Regions from separate parts of the Homo sapiens genome. Here region 2 is linked to region 1. The links are chromatin loops, found by intact Hi-C in ENCODE. Cell type or tissue: dorsolateral prefrontal cortex. All regions are shown on one strand.

What was found. Hi-C counts contacts between places; a loop is a spot of excess contacts. Peaks named below come from ENCODE experiments on the same cell type or tissue, not always from the same donor. Only the 100,000 strongest peaks of a DNase experiment are listed, where the experiment ranks them.
Region 2: a loop joins it to region 1, with 7 times the contacts of the local background. A loop is called at or near these places in 3 of 110 quality-filtered maps.

Annotation. Positions count from the first base shown.
Region 1 is chr6:138,277,319-138,279,818 of GRCh38, reverse strand. ARFGEF3 (ARFGEF family member 3) reads right to left here. Exons shown (of 34, transcript NM_020340.5): 13 at 1,202-1,368. Among named protein-coding and RNA genes, the nearest start is that of PBOV1, 60 kb to the right of the region's middle. In dorsolateral prefrontal cortex, a CTCF peak has its summit at 1,348; a DNase peak (open chromatin) is centred at 1,358; H3K27ac peaks cover 1,483 bases.
Region 2 is chr6:138,205,876-138,208,375 of GRCh38, reverse strand. It overlaps ARFGEF3 (ARFGEF family member 3), which reads right to left. Exons shown (of 34, transcript NM_020340.5): 3 at 1,253-1,334. Among named protein-coding and RNA genes, the nearest start is that of PBOV1, 11 kb to the left of the region's middle. In dorsolateral prefrontal cortex, no CTCF peak of the experiment used is centred here; no DNase peak of the experiment used is centred here; H3K4me3 peaks cover 308 bases; H3K27ac peaks cover 1,526 bases.

The DNA of each region.
Region 1 (2,500 bases):
TCCTTCACTGATGACACCTTTTGACAGATACCTTGCAGAAGGATTAGAGAGACTGCACTTTACATTCTTACTCTTGGATGTGTGGAAAGGTTTGCAATTGCACAGATGTCTTTAATAGCGTACGAGCTTCCTTTTCTAGGAGCCCCAACAGAAGCAGAGGTGGAACGTGCTCCTGCAGGAATGTGCACATCTCCAGAGACACTTCACTTATGCTCATGAAGCAATCACTTATCTTTGGGAATTTACAATTTATCAAGCAAGCAAATGATTATTGATTTCCTTCATGTAGATCCATGGATTTAGGCTCAGGAACTGATAATAGGGCACACCATGGAGTGGCTTGCTCCATCACAGGAGCTAACCACAGGACAACCAACACTCTCATTGTATCCCTTACAGGAAGTGCTTATGAGCAACAGCCAGTGAGCTTAGTTCTGGGTCAACAGTAGGTCTGGGAACATGTTGGAATACGGTGAAGAGTTTTTATAAGTGCACACCTTCAGCCAGGCCTGGTGGCTCATGCCTGTAATCCCAACGCTTTGGGAGGGCAAGGTGGGAGGATTGCTTGAGCCCAGGAGTTCAAGGCTGGCATGGGCAACATAGCGAGACCCTGTCTTTACAAAAAATAATTAAAAAATTAGCCAGGCTTGGTGGTGCACACCTGTAGTCCCAGCTACTTGGGAGTTGAGGTGGGAGGACTGCTTGAGCCCAGGAGTTTGAGGTTGCAGTGAGCCATGCCATGCTCACACCACTGCACTCTAGCCTGGACAACAAAGCGGGGCTCTGTCTCAAAAAAAAGAAAAACACAACTCATTTTCAGCAAATTTCTTGCACATCTTCTGATCTCCCTTAACACGTCAATGATGTGGTTTTGAACAGGTTTTATACACATGTTTAATAATGACATGAGATGAAACTACTGGGTTATCCCTGGGCAGCCATTTCCAGAGCCTCACGTCCATACACTCTTCACTGGAGCCCAGTGGGCAGCTCTGTGCTCACGGTGCTGGGCAACTGTATATCTGTGCCCTTATATATATGTCATCTCCTTCCATCCCCCAAAGTCCCACTGGCATTACCAACCTAGAGCAGTCTGGAACAAAACACGCTGTGCCATCCCACTCAGGGCACTGAGGCTAGGCTGTACACCAGGAAGTTACAGCCTGCCCTCTGCCAGTCCAATGAGGGACGGCACACTCACCATCACGCCTGGCGCCAGGGTCGGCCGCTTCCTGTAGTAGTCACCGTGGGAGAGCTTCAGGTTGAGGAGCAGGGCGCAGTGTGCAGCTGTGTAGAGGCTGTCTGCGTTCATCAGCATCTGGAAGCTGAGGCTGCTATTCCCGTCAAAGCCAGGAGAGTGCATCATGCCTAAGGGAGACAATGAAGGGACTTTTGGGGGTGTGAACAGTGTGCTTGGCAAGGCTGGCTTCCAGAGAGCTGCGAACCCATCGTGAGAGATACTGCATCAATAGGATATTTCTGTATAGCACTGACAGCTAGCCAGGAATATCCTTAGGGCCAGATACACACCCCAGCCTGGTGGCAAAGAGCATGCGCTCAGGAGTGGATCTGCCTGGGCCTGGATCCTGATCTCTTACTTAGCAGCTAGAACTTTGATAAACTCATGTAAACCCTGTAAGTCTCACCTTCTTTTCCTATAATAAGAAGAATTGACTGCATTCTATCCCTAGCTTGAGCCCTCCGGTGGCTCCCTATCACAATGTAATAAAACTCCAACCTCACCCTCCTCTCTCCCTCTCATTCCCCGCAGCCACCCTGACTGCCTGCTGTCCCTCAGCCACACCAGGCCTGGACCTGCCGCAGGGCCTTTGCATTTGTTTTTGTCACTCCTAGAATGATCTCAGGATCTCTGGATGCTGCGCTCCCTCAATTCTGCCAAGTCTCTGCTCAAGTGACAGAGAGACCTTCCCTTTTAATTCCATTATTAAATAGCAAATCCACTCCTGCCCCTCACCAATATGCCGCTTACCCGGCTTTTAAAAAATGGCCTCGATGGCATTTATTCTACCCAGTTTTATATTAACATATACTTGTTTATCATCTGCCATCACCACTATAAAATCAATGAGAGGGTGACATTTCATTCATTTTGTTCACTACAGAATCCCCAATGCCTAGAACAGCATTTGGTACATAGTAGACCCTTAAAAACATTTGCCGAATGAGTAAGAATTAATGGATATGATTGCATGGGAATTAGATGCAATAATGCATGTAAGATGTTTAGAAAAGTTATTAATACAACTTTTCAAAAGGAATAATGTTTCTCGAAAAGCTAAACATAGAATCACTATATGACCCAGCAATTCTACTCCGATATAACCAGAAGGACTGAAAGCAGGGATTTGAACAGACGTTTGTACATCAGTGTTCACTGCAGCATTACTCACAACAGCCAAAAGGTGGAAACAACTGAAGCGCCCATCAACAGATGAATGGATAAGCAAATTGTGGTATGTATATAAAATGGGTATTACTC
Region 2 (2,500 bases), 71 kb after region 1:
ATCATGTGGTATACTCAGGAAAGCTCAGAATTAGAGTTTACATACAATTTATTTTTACTTAAAGTGATAAAAACTGAGACGCTCTAAAAATATGCCTAAAGTTAAGAGGAGGTAGCAGGGGATGGTAAAGGGAAGACTCACAGCCCACCAAGTTGCTTCAGTTAACACGATTCAGTAAGCCCTTGAAAATATGGCACTGCAATTTAGAATATTCCAGGGTTAAAGAAAAAAGAGAGAGAAGCTAAATGCAAAATCTACACAACATTAGAGAAAAAGGAACAAAAGTGACAGATCAAAACAAATTCTCAACCATTTTTATGGTTGGCCCAATTACCTTGGAGAAAAGCAAAAGGTTTTTAATAACATTATTGCTAATGTTTAAAATATTCAAATGCTGCTGTGTATAAAAATATACATTAATTCCAATCTGCTGGGGGAAAAAGAACTGTTTTCTCACTATTTCATAGGTTTTATCTCTTAAAAGGTATTGGGAACCTCTCTGAACTCAAAAAGCTAACTATGAAGCAGTTGATACTGACATAAAAAAAATCTGACAAATGCCACCATGGTTTATCCATCGCCACACTGAACAAACTCCTGCAGGCTTCAACTTCACAGTGCTTTTCTCTTAGAGGCCAACCACTTTAAAAAGTATGTATATTTACATAGTCATCACCTTTTTACCATCAGAATTAGATCCATTATGTTTGGTGTAAAACACAAACCAAAAAAATGTATTCAAGCAAATCTGGCTTTTCTTGTTAAACCAAATTTCTTTTTTCTTCCTAGTCTTGCTCTGGACATAAAAGATAATAATCCATTCATCAATCTAACCGTGGAATAAAAAACAAAACAAAATCTTTCCAGTTTACCATCAATTTTTATTATATAGAACCATAGATGTTGAAAGTATACAAGATTTGAATTGGTATGAACTTGTCGTCTCTTTTTTGGGATCCCTTACTCTCCTGAAAGATGTCACACACAAAAAAAATCCCTATCTGTGTGGGCTTAGCTAGGTCCACATGAATCAGTGTCTGATCACAAAGGTTCAACGAAATAATGCTGTGTACAGAGAAATTCTGGTGAATATAAGAAAATCCTGTTATTCTCTATAGTTATTTCCTAGTTCAATCAAATTTCTGCCTGAGTCTTTAAACAGCCAGTATTTAAAATGTTAACTATTTGCCCTTTCAATGCCAAAGTGGCCTGTCAATTTCTATCATCCCATTGCATTCAGTCAAAGCCATACCTGCATCCCTGCCAAAGCATGTTGGGCCAGCTTCACATTCTTGGATTCCAAAGCCAACTGGAGAGGCAGCAGGCATTTCTCCCTGGCAAACACAAAAATAAGGACAACATGTGAGCTCAGTAAAGCTGGCAGTCAAGTGATGTAAGCCTTATGTACACCCACCCCCAAATGCCACTACACACATACACAAAAACTATAACCAATAATAAAAATGCACATGGGCTTAAGAGAAAACACAGCAAAGAAGCTGTGCAGAAATGATAGCCCATCAACCCCTTGCCTTCTTGGTATGGCTACAGGAAGAGCAAACACAAAGACTTTCACTAATTATTACCTGGTACACTCATTAGTACACATTGGGACCCCGGCCAGTCTGTGAACATGCTTTGTTCTTTCCCAAATTAACAGCACTGCTCACACCCAGCACACCTGGGGGTGAACAACTCTAGGAAGCATCATTAAGTAGATTTCTATGCCTTGCTTCTACCTCTTCCTTACCTGGAAATTATATGCATCACCATCAGCACTCTGTCTCATCAATATACATCAAAATTCTATTAGTTTGTCAATTCCTCCTCAACTCAAAGAATTCAACAATTTATAAATTTAACATTTGCTTTATAGTCTCCATCAAGAAGTAGATCTGAGTCTTGTGACAGGTTCTTAATGAACATGTTTCCAAGACAGAAATACAAATGAACCATCAATAGCATTGGCCGATAAGAGGTGCCTAGATGCAACATTATCTAGTGTCAGGGGAGAGACAAAAAAAAAAAAAAAGGAGAGATATTTGGATATTTTAAAGGTTAGGGAAAACAAGGGCATTAAAATATTTTAGGAATAAACCTAAAGAGTTACAAAGACAAAAATGTCTGTTAGAAGCATCTACTCTAAATAATTAAACGACAGACCAAGAATTTTAATCAACCCATTATTTCCCTATGGAGTTACACTGGCACAAAAATAAAATGTGACTTCATTTTACCAGGTTTCTCCACCCCCACTTAAACCAGAGTAGGCCCACTCTTATCTGTTTTATATTTTCAGCATAAACTGAAAGATATATTGATTTTTAGAGTGTGAAAGCTACCACATTAGACTATAGGATTTCATCATTGGAGAAATAAGGGTTACTGCTGTAGAACACAATGAAATACAAAGTTAATTATAGCTCTGATTTCTCCCTGTCCACTCTGCAGCTCTGCTGCTTTTCCATGGAATCCTTCCATCAGCAGCTTCATAACCGAT